Regions from separate parts of the Homo sapiens genome. Here region 1 is linked to region 2. The links are chromatin contacts, found by Hi-C or POLR2A ChIA-PET in ENCODE. All regions are on one chromosome and are shown on one strand. Each heading gives the region's core, a stretch centred on a gene start or an enhancer-like site at or near the end of the contact. The rest is flanking DNA. Distances are from core to core; before and after follow the strand shown. Region 1 overlaps SAMD14 (sterile alpha motif domain containing 14). Region 2 holds the start of XYLT2 (xylosyltransferase 2).

Region 1 (6,577 bases), core at 4,078-6,577, 230 kb after region 2:
TATGCATCAGGCTCTGTCCTTGGCTCTGGGGAGACAGCAAAGAACAAGCCAGACAAAATCACTGTCCTCATGGAGCTCAAATTTTCGTGCAGGGGCAAGTAGGGGGACAGATGATCAAAGCACACACAAATAAACAAGGAACATACTAGACGGTGGGGAGTGCTGGGCAGAGGATTGAAATGTGGACGTGATGGGATGTGGGCATGGGCATGGAGGTGACCTTCATCAGCACCCGTGTGTGTCTGGAGTCCATCTCCGCCAAAGCATGCACTAGTCCATGGAAGTGTGACTTTGCTTCAACACTTCCTGAACACCTGCTCCTTGTCAGGTGCCACACCAGGCTCTCATGATACACAGTGGACAGGGAAGGGTTTCACCCTCTGCAGGTTGCAGGCCAGCATGAGGAGACAGTCATTGGCGACCATATCCCGACCGTATCGTGACCATATGGTAGTGTGGTGCGGCTGTCAGACGGTGCTGTGTCAGAATTGATCAGCCGGACAAAGAAGGGCTGGAGAGAGATGGAGCATAGGGATGGAGGTGGGAAGTGAGGTAGAGGCAGGTACACATATAGGTATCAGTATAAGCAATTCAGTTGATCCCACAGACGCCATCACCAGCGAGCGCCTGTTGAGCTCGTACTAAGTCATAGCATTATGGCAAAGTACTGTATATGGATTATTTTATTTGATGCTCACAACCACCCTATAAGGAAGATAGTGCTAGTATAATCCCATTTTACACATGAGAAAGCTGACACCTAAAAGGAAGTAACTTGCCCAGAGTCACCCAGCCGGCAAATGATAGAACTGGCTTCAGCCTGGCCATCTGGGCCAGGGCCAGTGCTCTTAGCCATAGTCATGTAAGAGGAGGAATCTGTTGGGAACACAGAAAGGGTGGGCTGGGCCCCTCAGGCCTTGAATAGAGAGCTGAATAGCATGGACTTTATATTGTTAGCTTTGGGACCCCTTCTGCGAGAGTTTCAAAAGCAGGAGAGTATGGGACATGGTCAGAAATGTGCTTCAGGCCGGGCGCGATGGCCCACACCAGTAATCCCAGCACTCTGGGAGGCCAAGGCGGGCAGATCACTTGAGGCCAGGAGTTCAAGACCAGCCTGACCAACATGGCGAAACCCCATCTCTACTAAAAATACAAAAGTTAGCCAGGTGTGGTGGCACACACCTGTAGTCCCAGCTACTTGGGAGGCTGAGCCAGGAGAATCGATTGAGCCTGGGAGGTGGAGGTTGCAGTGAGCTAAGATCATGCCACTGCACTCTAGCCTGGGTGGCAGAGCAAGATTCTGTCTCCACAAGAAAAAAAAAAAAGAAAGGTGCTTCAGAAAGTTTCTTCTAGTCACATGGAAGGTACGAGGAGGAGCCAGACAGGAGGCAGGGAGCGAAGGAGGGATAGTTGCATGTTTTGGGGTGGCAGGGGGTGGGAGGTGGGGGCAGCTCCCCTCCACTCAGGTGAAGGCCTGAGCTAAGGCAGTTCGGTCCAGAGGAGAGGAGAGCCCAGGTTCCATGGGTGTGAGGAGGCCAATCAACAGAACATTTTTCTTTCATTAAAAGGGTGTGCTAAGCACCTACTGTGTGCCAGGCACTGTTCTCTGCCTGTGGTAGAGCAGTGAACAAAGCAGAAACCTGTCCTCATGGAGCTGACATTCTAATGGGTGGAGAAAGACCATAAATGATATAAGCAAAATATATAGCATGCCAGAGAATGAGAAATGATATAGGAAAAAAACAGGAGTGGAGTTTTGGAGTGGGGGGGCTATTATAAATTGGGTGGTCAGGGAAGGCCTCAGTGAGAGAAAGCATTTAAGCGAAGACTTGAAGGAAGTGAGGGAGAGAACCACGCAGAAATCTGTGGAAAGAGCCTTGCAGAAAAAGGGCAGAGGAGGTGCAAAGGCCCTGCAATGCAGGCTGGCTTGTGTGAGGATGAGCCAGGCGGCCAGGATGGTTGGAGTGGAGGGACAGGAGTAGTGCTCAGACAGGCAAGGGAGCATAGGCTGACTCTGGAAGGCCACTGGGAGAACTTTGACTCTTAATCTGCATAAGATGGAAGTCACTGGAGGGTTCTGAACAGGGGAGTGATATAAACTGACACGTTTGATCAGGATCACTCTGGCTGCTGTGTTGAAAATAGACTAGATGGGAAAGGGAGACGGAAGGAAGACCAGCTAGGAGGCTGTTTGTAATAATCCAGGCTAAAAGATGATGGCAGTTTAGACCTTCTGGTCTAAGAGACTGTGAATTCTCCCTCTCACTTCCCTCCCTTTCCTCCCATCCTCTCCCCTCTTTTTCTTTCCTCTCCTCTCCTCTCCCTTCCTCTGCTCTCCTCCCTTTCTCTCCATATGTACGCATGTATAGGAGTATGTGTATACATTCGCATACACAAACAATAATTTATTAAGGAAAATCTCAAACAGATTCAAAATTAGAGATTACAGCAAAGTGTAGTCTATCATGCACTCAAGAACTCATTACCCAGCCTCAACAATGACCTAGTCATAGCCAGTCTAGTTTCATATCTATCCCATCCACGCCCTCCCCCTATTGCCCTGGATTATGTGGAACCTAGTCCAAAACATCATATCCCTTCACCGTAAATATTTCAGTATGTCTAGCTATTTTTTGAAAGTAGAGCTAACAGGAATTGTGGATGAATCCGTTTGTAGGATGGTAGGGAAAGCAGTGAAGAATGACTCCAGGGGTTCAGCTGAGCAACTAGAAGAATGGAGCTACTGTTCACCAAGACTGGGAGGAGCAGCTCTGGGGTGGGAGAGATCAGGAGATTGCAGCACCTGTAGGCTGAAGACCCCTGGTGGACATCAAAGTGGAGGTGTCAACTAGACAGTTGGACATGAATTACCAACTGGGTCTGGGGCTGAGAGAGAAGAAGGGTAGCTTAGGGCTGTCTGACTCGGGCGACTTGGGTGGACAAGGGGGCTTTTCACTGAGTCAAGGAAGAGAGTAGAAGCTGGTTTGAGGTTACATGATCGGTTCATTTTGATGAGTTGAGCTTGAGACACCTTGGGGTCTTTGACGTGGTAACTTCCTTGGCAGGTGCCTGAGTGCCCACACTCAGAATTCAGGGGAGGGTGTCAAGGCTGGAAATAGAAATAGGTGGTAGTTAAGCCAGGAGAGCAACTGGGGTGGCTTAGGGGTTGTCTACAGAACGAAACAGGAGCAGACAAGGCAGGGTGGGCATGAGTGACAGAATAGGGCCCCTGAGATCATGCTGGGTGGAGTGGGGAGGAAAAGTCTTGACCCATCTTGAAGCCTGGGAAGACTCTTTCTGTTTGGAGACCCCAGTGCCAAGCTCAGCACTGGTACAGCATGAGGGCTTCATTCCGAGGTGCAGCACGTGACAAGTGGAGCTATGAGCAATAAGGACTTTAACGCTGGACCCACTGGGTCTGCCCACTCTTCCTCCATGTCCTCATGCAAGATCTAGCACAGGGCCACAGACCCAGGACAGAAGAGAGGTTTCGGGGACTATGGGGCTTTCCTTCCTGCCACTGCCAGTGGATTCTGGGGGTGTCCCTTTGCTCCACTCCAACTGCAAGCCCTCTAGATGCTCAGCAGTGCTATCTCTGAGTGAGACCCTGCGCGTGGCACAGCAAGCCAGTGTCCCCAGTAGGGCCAGTCTCTAGAGCCAGCCTAGCCAGGCTCAAATCCTGGACCATTGCTAGCTGGTGGCTTTAGTCAAGTGACTTAACCTCTCTGAGTTTTAGTTTGCTCAGCTGTAAAGTATGCATAGTAACTGTCCTAACCCCACCGGGTTGTTTTGAGTGAGAGATGATGTATGTACACTGTCTGGTGTGTAGTAAGTGTTTCTTAAATGGTGGCCATTATTTCCATCATCTCTCCAGCCTCATCCCTCAACCCTTCTCTCCACAAAGCTACCCTCCAACTGTCCCTGGAGGTACCACCCTTGTTTCCCTACTTCCTAGCATTGCATATACCTGTTTTGCCCACCTCATCTCTTACAGACTCCTACCCAGACGTTAAAACCCAGCTTTGGTGTTTCCTCCTCTGATGCATCCAAACAGGGCTGCCGTTCCTCCGTGTCTACAGGAGGGTTCATCACACGGCGCTGTATTTTAGCGCCGGCATTTCTGCTTCCCCTGCACACCCGCCCACTCCCACCTGAGACGGGGAGACACCCTGTTTTTCATCTGTCTGTGCTCCCAGCACTCAAGAACACGGGTTGAATGCCTGGGGTGTGGGTGCAGGTGGCCCCTGAGGTGGGCCTCTGGGCTTGCCGTCACCTCTCATGTGTCTGGTCTCTGCTCCCCTCCCCCGGTTCGCAGACCTGGACTTGGCTGTGCCAGAGACGGCCAGACTGGACAGCAGTTTACACAAGGCCCGGGCCCAACTGTTGGCCAAGGGCCGGAGACACCGGCCATCCCGCTCCAGGCTTCGGGACAGTGCCAGCTCCGCGGAGGATGGTGAAGGCTCGGATGGGCCCGGAGGCAAGGTTGGGGCAAGTTAGGAAAACACATATACACCCTCCCACCCCTCCCTCTCCTCCCACCCCTGGATAATCTCTCCAGAGTGCTCTTCCAGGGAAACCACATCCCCAGACTCCTGACCTAGTAATGCTGCCAAGTGTTAGCTGCAGTTCACTTCTGGCTCATTTAATCCTGTGTAAAGAAGATATTATTAGCCCCATTTTACAGCTGAGGAAACTGAGGCCCTGAGAGGTCCAGGAGCAAAGTCACAGTAAGTGAAGGAGGGGGAATTCAGCCCCAGCCTGTGTGACTCAAAGTTCCTGTTTCCCACCTCTCACTCTCCAGCCACCCCGCTGCCTAAGGCATGAGGAAACCCTCCCTCTAGGCCCCGGAAGGACCCTCAGGGCCCGCAGTTTACAGGGTGAAAGTCTCCCAGCTCCTCCGGGAAGGGAGGAGGAGGGTTCTCGGTGAGCGGCTGCCCCCTCGTCCAGGTGACCGATGGCTGCGGGAGCCCCCTGCACCGGCTGCGCTCGCCTTTGCACTCAGGCCCGGGGTCCCCGGCCGGGGGCTCTTTCTGCCTGGATCCTCCGGGGTTGCGGCGCAGCCTGGACGAGGACGAGCCGCCGCCCTCGCCGCTCACACGCTACCGGCCCCTGCACAACGCTGCGTCGCACGAGGGCCTGGCCGCCGCCTCCTGCTCTCCGCCGCGCTCCGCGCCCTCCTCCGACAGCTCCCCCAGCTTCGTGCGCCGCCACCCGCGCGCAGAGCCGCACAGCGAAGGTGAGAGGCGGCCAGCGCCGCACCTCCTGCTGGTCGCTCCCGGGCGCAGCAGCCCTCCCGGTCCCGGCGCGCACCGCAGCCGCGGAAGGGGCAGCTGAGCAGGGTGGCTGGGGGAGGTGAAGAGTAAACGCCGCCGCTCACTCATTCTTTACCGAGCGCCTACTAAGTGCCAGATCCTGTGGGCTCTGGGACACCCAGGTGAGCAAACACATGCAGTCTTTATCATCATAGTGGTTTAGTGGAGAAACAATCAAATCAGGCCTGGCTGGCGGCTCACGCCTGTAATCCCAACACCTTGGGAGGCCGAGATGGAGGATCGCTTGAGCCCAGGAGTTCGAGACCAGCCTGGGCAACATAGCGAGACCGTCTCCAGAAAAAATTAAAAAATTAGCCCCGCGTGGTATGCACCTGTAGAACCAGCTACTTGGAAGGCTGAGGCGGGAGGATAGCTTGAACCCGGGAGTTTTGAGCTGCAGTGAGCTATGATCACTCCTTGCCTCAAAAACAAAACAAAACAAAAACCCAATCAAATCATCCCTTAACTAAATGTCTAGTTATAAACTATAACAAGTGCTATTTGGGAAATGTGTGCGGCAGCATGGCGGGAGAGCATACACCAGGATGCTTGGCCTGGCTAGGAACATCCTGGAAATGACATTTGAGCCAAGTTTGGAAGGTTGGTTAGATGTTGGCCAGGATAGGCCGAGTGCAGTGGCTCACGCTTGTAATCCCAGCACTTTGGGAGGCCGAGGCGGGTGGATCACCTGAGGTCAGGAGTTCGAGACCAGCCTGGACAACATGATGAAACCCTGTCTGAACTAAAAACACAAAAAATTAGCCGGGTGTGGTGGCGGGCGCCTGTAATCCCAGCTACTCAGGAGGCTGAGGCAGGAGAATTGCTTGAACCCGGGAGGTGGAAGTTGCAGTGAGCCAAGATCACGCCATTGCACTCCAGCCTGGGCAACAAGAGCAAAACTCTGTCTCAAAAAAAAAAAAAAAAAAAAAAGTTGGCCAGGATAAAATTGAGTAAATGGTAGTGATTCCTACCTTTTTGGAACGTTTTATAGTTTGTAAAAGGCTGTCATAAGCATCCCATTAGGTCCCATGAAGCAGGTAGATGTTATTATCCCCATATTTAAAATGGAGGAAGGCCAGAGAGGTAAAGTGGCTTATCCTAGGACACCCAGCTAGTGAAGGCCACCAGAGCCAGGATGCCTGATTCTAAGTCAAGAGAATTTCTACCACCCCACACTGGCAGCCGAAGGAGGCAGGCAGGGCAGCAAACAGGCAGTTTCCTTCCTTCTCTCCCTGGAAAGATGACAGCCGTGACGCCAGTCCTCC
Region 2 (7,643 bases), core at 2,905-5,404:
TATTTTTTGAATGAATGAATGAATGAATGCAAAGCTTTTGGCATAGGCACAGCATTCAGTAAGTACTGGTACTTTTTTTTTTTTTTTTTTTTTTTTTGAGACGCAGTCTCACTCTGTCGCCCAGGCTGGAGTGCAGTAGCGTGATCTCAGCTCACTGCAACCTTTGCCTCCCAGGTTCAAGCGATTCTCGTGCCTCAGCCTCCCAAGTAGCTGGGATTACAGGTATGTGCCACCATGCCTGGCAACTTTTTGTATTTTTAGTAAAGACTGGGCTTTACCATATTGGCCAGGCTGGTCTCAAATTCCTGACCTCAAGTGATCTGCCCGCCTCAGCCTCCCAAAGTGCTGGGATTACAGGCGTGAGCCACCATACCTGGCCCAATGCTGCTATCTTTATCATTATGATTACTCAGATGGGAGGAGGAAATTAGTCAAACGTGAAGTCAAGAGAGACCCAAGATCCTGGACATCTTGGACTCGGCTGGGTTGGGTTCTCTGTGCTCCTCACCTCCCCAGGACTTCCCCCAACCTACCCACTACCCTACCCACACCCTACCCACTACCAGTATGGGCACATCAGGAACCTCATGCTGTCAGGCTGACAGCTACCTTCAGGCCAGAGCCCCATGCCTACATCCATGCCCTCTGTGCCTAGCACCCAGCCAGCCTTCTGATCTTTTTATTTTATTTATTTTAATAGAGATAGTCTTGCTATGTTATCCAAGCTGGTCTCGAACTCCTGGACTCAAGCGCTTCTCCCACCTTGGCCTCCCAAAGTGCTGAGATTACAGGCATGAGCCACAGTGCCCGGTTGCCCTCTGATCTCTTAAAGGTGGCCAGTGGGAGCTGGGGGCGCCCATTCCCATCCGAGAAGAGATACCTGCAAGAGGAGGCAGCAGACCCTATTCTCTACCCACACTGGGGAGGGCACCACAGGCTGGGGAATCCCTAGGAAAGGTAAATGCAGCCCCACTGAGCTGAGTGTGCATCAGCCTGGTGACATGTGAGCTGGCTACAGAGCACAAGCAGAGAAAGACATTCCCAAGCTTAGGTGGGTAGATGGCAGAGAGCTGTAGGCTCTCCGAGTGGAAGCCAGTATCAGTGAGTTAGGAAGCTGGTCAGGAGGGCAGGGCATGAGGCACGGGGCCAGGTTGGCTGTGGTGGGGGCCAGGATGTGGGAGGAGATGGGCATGTTGGTCCCTGCACTGCAGTGGGAGCTGGCTGACCCTGAGAAGGACAATCCCAGAGGAGGCTGGGGGATGAGGAGGCAGCAGTGAGGGAGCAGAGGCCCTGGTGGGCAGTCAGCCCCCACCTCCATCCCTTCCAGGCATGTCCAAGGAGCATCGTCATCACAGCCCCAGCCTTGTGCCCCTCACAGGCTGCCCCCAGCAGCCCCTGAGGTCAGGAGCCCTTCTGATGACTGAGGGTAGGGAATGGTCCTCTGACTTCTGGCTGGGATACATTCTGGCCTCAGAGGCTCCTTCCTCTCCTCCAAGGAGGCGATTAAAATCCTCTGCCACTTCCTGGCTCTGTAGCTCCACCTTAGAATCCTTCTCTGAGTCACAGAAAGGGTGAACACAGAAATGCTCCCCCCATACCCCACCTCCTTTGACTTCTCGGGCTGCATTTAAAACAAGTGGTGAGATGGTGTTTGTGGAAGCTTTGGAAACTATAAAGTGGCTCTCTGGAGGTTCGTGACCATCCCTGGGATCCACTCTCAGCCTCTCCATAGATGGGCAGAGTGCACGTCTTAAATGCACACTGAATCCTGTGCTGCTTAAACCCCTTCAGTGCTCTCCCACTGCACTTAGAATAAAACCCTTGCCCCTTGCTCTGGTCCTTTCAGCCGCACAGAATGGAACCTTCTTTCAGGGAAAGCACCACACCCTCCTGTCCATTCCTCAAGGGTGCCCAGCTAAGCCCATTCTCCTCAGGCCTTCTGCCTGAACTCTCCTGCCCACCTCTTCCTGTGAGAAGCCTTTCCTGACCCCCTGATCTAAGCCAACCCCTTTGTAATTCTATTAAATTCCTTTTCGCTGTCTGTTTCTCTCTGTAGATTACCTGTCCATGAGGGCAGAGACCTCATCTATTTTATTTTTGTATCCCCAGTATTAGCACAGTGTCTAGTACAAAGTAGGACTTCACACCTATTTGTGGAATGAATGAATGAATGAATGAATCGTATTCCCAATGCACAGTGCTGGGATAATAAGAGTTATTTATTTACTGACAGCTGAGCATGTGCCAGGAACTCCTGCAAGTGCTTCACAGGCATCATTTTCACTTAATCTTTATAATCACCTAACACGGGAGGTGCCATTATTATCCCCATCTTGAGGAGGGATACTGATAAGGATAAGGGAGGAGGCAAAGTGATTTGCTGGTGGTCTTCTCAGGGTCAGAGCTGGAAGAGAGTGGTGAAGTGGGTGGTCCAGCTTCAGCACTCACCTTCCCATGCACCCCGTTATGCTGCCTGGCAACCCCAGAGTCAGGTGAGGGAGCAGCTGAGGGGGTCCAAGCAGCAATGGGTGCCTGGACCGCACAAGCTTTTTCAAACATTCCAGCCCAGGATTCCCCTATTCATTCAGCCAGGAAGCTGGAGGAGGAGGTGGTGGGGGATGGGGGCGGTAGCCCAGAGTGGTCACATATTCCAGGGTCAGAGGGCTCCCTAACTGCTTTGGCAGCCCATTCCATCTTGGAATGTCCCATCTGCCCAAACAGTCTTCTTACACTGGGCCTGAAACACTCTCCTACTTGCTTGTCCTACTTGTAGGTCTACACCCCACGGATGTCACGGAGCCAGCCCCACCCCCGCCCCCACCTCCTTTTGGAGTTATGGTCTCATGTGACTCTGTTCCAGCCCCCATCACCATCCCACCCTCTGGGTTCTCCCAAAAAAAGGCAAGGGCAGCTCTTCTGTCTCCACACCAGGCCTTCCAGACTGGCGAGATGCGGTAAGGGGTCGCGGGTATCGGGGCTTGCCGGAGGACAGCAGCAGATAGAGTCTCTGACCCGGAGCCCTGGAGGCAGCAGAACAGGGGCGCTGGGGGCAGGGAGGTCCTGACCTCTGGGCCACAGCTTAGGGCTGTGGTGTGGCCTGTCCTCTCCATCTCCGCAGCACGAACCCAGACCCAATGGACCCTTCCTCACCACACCGCTGAGGTGTCTGAGCCTCCCGCTGAAACCACATCGGGGAAGAGGGAGAAAGACCCTCGAGGCAGGGACTTGGGGGCTGAGACGGCTGTTGGTTGCCCCTGCTCTGCGGCTGGGGCTCTGTTACAGTCCCCATTCCCTTAAAGCCAGAGGGCCCCTCCCTAATTCCCTAAGGTCCTGAGGCCAACTCACCAGCTCAGTTCCTCCTCTCCCTGCCCTCCGGAGACCCATCCAGGTTCTTCAAACCCCCGGCTGAGGAAGCCACACCTCGGGAATACTCCAGTTCTCTCCTTCGGCGTCACTCCCTGTTCCTTCAGTTCCCGGGTACACACTTTGTCCCAGGCCTGAATTCCACCCCCGAGCTCCCCTTCCTCACCGGCCGCTGCCCCTCGGGCTCAGCTGGGGAAGGACGCCCTGAGTCCCTTGGCCCTACTCCTCCGCCCACGGCGCGCATATCCCCGCCCCCTCCCAACTTCAGAAAGTTTGGCCTGGGGCTCCCCACCTCCGAGCAGGTTCGGGCCCAGCCCCGCCTCCCAGCCCCGCTCGCCGCGCCTGACCTTCATCGCTCCCTTGGCCGGAGACCACCCTAGCATGACCTGCTCCCCCCGCCCGACTCCCAATCCACCAGGGCCCGGGTCTCCAGGTCACGCACTGCCCCCGCGCGCAGCTCCCTAGGCCTGCTGGGGAAGGGAGTGCCGGGGGCCGGATGCTCCGCTCTGGGCGACCGCCGGCGCCCCGCACGCACGCACGCGGCCCGTGCCCCACTTCCCCGGCTGGGGCCGCCCGCAGCCCCGCCAGGACCCCGCGCGCCCCCGCGCCCGGCCTGCCCGCCCGCCCGGCCGTCGGAGCACCTCGCCCGCCTCGTCCTCCTCCAGGCCGCTGAAGCTCCACACTACCAGGCCCTGCAGCAGCAGGATGGCCAGCGCCGTGGCAATCGCCAGCTTGTAGCGCCGCACCAGCTTCTGCACTCGCGCGCTCGCCACCATCTTCCTGCCCGGGACGCGGGGCGCGCGCCCAGCCCTGCAACCCGGCCGCGAGCGCGCGCACGGGCGCGGGGCTGAGCCGCCCCCCCTCCTCCACGCCTAGGGAGGCGGGCCGGGCGCGCGCCGGGGCGGGGCCGGGGGCGGGGCCTGCGGGGCCAAAGCACGGCGCACCGCAGGCTAGGGGTGGAGCCGGGGCTCGCAACACCTTCAGTCCCGGCAGTCGCGGGCGTGGGCTTGAGCGCGTGCCTTCTGCGCTCGTGTCTCCGCCGGTGCCCCTGGCTCCCACGTGTGCTCCCCTCCACCTGGACGGCGAGCGCCTGGTGCTGGGGAGTGGAGGGTCTGCGGCACAACCTCTCTTGCCTGGTGTCGGGGGTCGTGGGCGAGTTCAGTCCCACGCGGGTAAGCTCTCGGTCCCGGGGGCCCAGGGAACGCCAGGGCTCCCAGAGACGCCGCCTTGGGAGAGGGCGTGTGAGAGCCACAGGCGTCTGCTTAAAAACCTGGAGGCCGCACCTGCGGGGCAAAGTCTAACCCCTTGACTGGCATCAGAGAGCCTTCACGAATCCTCCTTTCCGCTCTGCGCTCATCCTAAGCATCCTCAGGCCGCTCCCAGAGTCGTGGTTCTCAAACTACTCTAGCGTGTGTTGGAGTCTCTTGGAGGTCTTGATAAAACAGATTTTTAGTGCCCCTCCTCCCTCCCCCAGAGTGTCTGCTTTGGTAGGTCGGTAGTGAGGCCTAAGCATTAGAATTTTCAGCAGGTTCCCAGGTGATGCTGATGCCTTTGCTCTGGGACCAAACTTGGAGAACCAGTAGACCTCGACACATGCTGCTCCCTCTGCCAAGTCCCCACCCCCTACACCATCAGTGGCATCCTCCCTGTGCGTCCCCAGCACTGTGCAGTGAGCACCAATCATACATCCGGTCGTGACTGCTCTGGGATCTCGCCCTGCCTTGGACACCCAGCAATGCTCAAGAAATGTTGCGGAAAGCAAGCAGGGGAGGCCCAGATTCCCGTCTAACCAGCTGTCCCTAACATTTGTTTGAGAACCCGGCGTGTTCAATGAGCACCGCATTGGACAAGGTCTAAGCACCTGCGGCCTTCCCTAAGCCTGGCAGGCCCATGGAGAGAGGGAAGGCGAGAAGAGCAAAACAGTGGCCACCAAAGCAAGGTGAATCCCCAGCTGGGGAAGCCAGGCACTGGGAGGAGGAAGTCATAAAAATAGCAAACACAAGTTAGAAGGTTTAAAGGGAAGACGTTAGGAACCACTACAGAGAGGTCTGGAAAGAGAAGTGGCTTACAAAAAAAAAAGTTTGAAAAGTTAGAAGGCCATGATGGAGGGGTTTGGAAGTTGCCACAAGGTTGGGTTGATGAGAGAATTCTAAACTGATGTGTACAGGATACACAAGCATTTGATGGTACATAAATAACCTCCTTTAATCGTCTTCTGCGCTTTAGCATTTGTAATCATTCTGTTCCTCCGCGTTTGTTAAATGGGAGAATTGTAAACTATGTTTCCGACGACAGTTTGGCTACTTAAGAGAGCCTACACTTCAATGATTTTGGAAAACATCAGTTGACATCCCGGCAATTGATATGTTAATTAAATATTGATCTTGTGTGCTCATTAAATCAGATCCTCTAGGGACTTCTACCTGCCAAGAATTCCCCCCACAACAATGAAAATAGCTTTATTTTTCACTGATTATATAAGTAATAAATATCCATTATATAACATTTAAACACTAAACGAATAAGAAAAAAAGTAAAAGTCACCTACAATCCCACCCCTTAAGATGATCATCATTAACATTTTAGTGGCTATCCTTTCCTTTCCTTTCCCCCATTTCTCTCTTTTTTTTTTTTTTTTTTTTGAGACGGAGTCTGCTCTGTTGCCCAGGCTGGAGTGCAGTGGCGCGATCTCGGCTCACTGCATGCTCTGCCTCCCAGGTTCACGCCATTCTCCTGCCTCAGCCTCCCAAGTAGTAGCTGGGACTACAGGCGCCCACCACCACGACTGGCTAATTTTTTTTTTTTTTGTATTCTTAGGAGAGACGGGGTTTCACCGTGTTAGCCAGGATGGTCTCAATCTCCTGACCTCATGATCTGCCCACCTCAGCCTCCCAAAGTGTTGGGATTACAGGCGTGGCCACCGCGCCTGGCTTTTTTTTTTTTTTTTTTTTTTTTTTTTTTTTTTTGAGTCTCGTTCTGCCACCCAGGGTGGAGTGCAGTGGTACAATCCCGGCTCACTGCAACCTCTGCCTCCCGGATTCAAGAAATTCTCCTGCCTTGGTCTCCCGAGTAGCTGGGGTTATAGGTGCGCGCCACCATGCCCGGCTTATTTTTGTATTTTTAGTAGAGACGGGGTTTCACCATGTTGGCCAGGCTATTCTCAAACTCCTGACCTTGTGATCCACCTGTCTCGGCCTCCCAAAGTGCTGGGATTACAAGCATGAGCCGCCGAGCCCAGCCCACTGTTGTTTTTTTTTTTTTTTTTTAAACAAATTCGTTATCTGGTTATTGTGGTGCCTGTAATTCCCAGCTACTCAGGAGGCTGAGATAGGAGGATCGCTTGAGCCCAGGAATTTGAGACCAGCCTGGGCAACATGGCAAGTTGTCTCTAAAAAATAATTAAAAATAAAATCCCAGATTATTGAGGTATAGCATGCATAGACTGGCTTAGATTTCACCATATAAATTGCAAGAATCATTGTTTCCCTCTGTCTCCTCTTCGGGTTCTCTAATAGGTTCCATTGTGCTTTTTTCTTTTATTGTAAAAAGTCTTGAAAATACAAAATGGTTTTCAGAAAAGCAGAATAGGAAAGCAGTCTTTAGTCATAATTGGGCTGCCTGCATGATATATTCTTTCTTATGTGAAGAAATGATCCTTATAGTCTTCATTTTTAGGGCTACTTTATGAGGCATGTATGCTGAATGTTTTCAAATGCATTTGCAGCAGCTAGAGTCCGAATTTGGTCCAACACCAGCAGGCATGGAGGTCCCTGCAGGAAAACCTCCAGGCTGTGCCTCCAAGCATCTCCTCGGGCTCTGTCCCGTGGCCTTTATCTGCTTTCTGCTTATCCATCCAGTTCCTTCTGATTGACACTTTACTAGGCTGTCTGCTGGCCCTGATCCTGGCTTTCCCTCTGGATGCTACCTTTGCGTGTACCCTCTGCCAGTCCACACCCACGCCAGCTCTGGATCCCTGGGTCCCTGCTTGTCAGGAAGTTCTAACACCTAGTGAAAGGATCATATGGGTTTTTCTAGCATGACCTAATGAGATTATGAAATATTTTAAAAATAATTTCCACATATTAAAACATTTTTGCATCCCTAGAATGAATGTTACTTGGTATTAGCAGCTGTTTTTTTTCTTTAAGTTGTAGTATAAGTTCAATTGGATTTACTAATATTTTATTTATTTATTTATTTATTTATTTATTTATTTATTTATTTGAGATGGAATCTCGCTCTGTTGCCAGGCTGGAGTTCAGTGGCACAATCTTGGCTCA

What was found. Hi-C counts contacts between places; a loop is a spot of excess contacts on that map. ChIA-PET counts read pairs that join two places held with the same protein, here RNA polymerase II (POLR2A). Pooled maps may share reads with other maps.
Region 1: a loop to region 2 is called in a pooled map, with 2.2 times the contacts of the local background. The contact joins the enhancer-like site here to the promoter of XYLT2 in region 2. A Hi-C loop is called at or near these places in 1 of 50 pooled maps. POLR2A ChIA-PET finds 5 or more read pairs at or near these places in 4 of 52 experiments (H1, HEK293T, HepG2 and 1 more).

The regions. Positions count from the first base shown.
Region 1 is chr17:50,116,066-50,122,642 of GRCh38, reverse strand. SAMD14 (sterile alpha motif domain containing 14) reads left to right here. Exons shown (of 10, transcript NM_001257359.2): 3 at 4,316-4,482; 4 at 4,948-5,236; 5 at 6,553-6,577. Among named protein-coding and RNA genes, the nearest start is that of SAMD14, 11 kb to the left of the region's middle. RefSeq lists a silencer at 5,109-5,398 and an enhancer at 6,241-6,577. Within about 2 kb of position 5,327, at least 2 of the 41 ENCODE cell types and tissues checked have a DNase peak (open chromatin) inside an H3K27ac peak, as active enhancers do.
Region 2 is chr17:50,342,637-50,350,279 of GRCh38, reverse strand. XYLT2 (xylosyltransferase 2) reads right to left here and starts at 4,154. Exons shown (of 11, transcript NM_022167.4): 1 at 4,005-4,154. The coding sequence starts at 4,139. RefSeq lists silencers at 2,738-3,032, 3,848-3,937, 4,008-4,107, 4,168-4,367.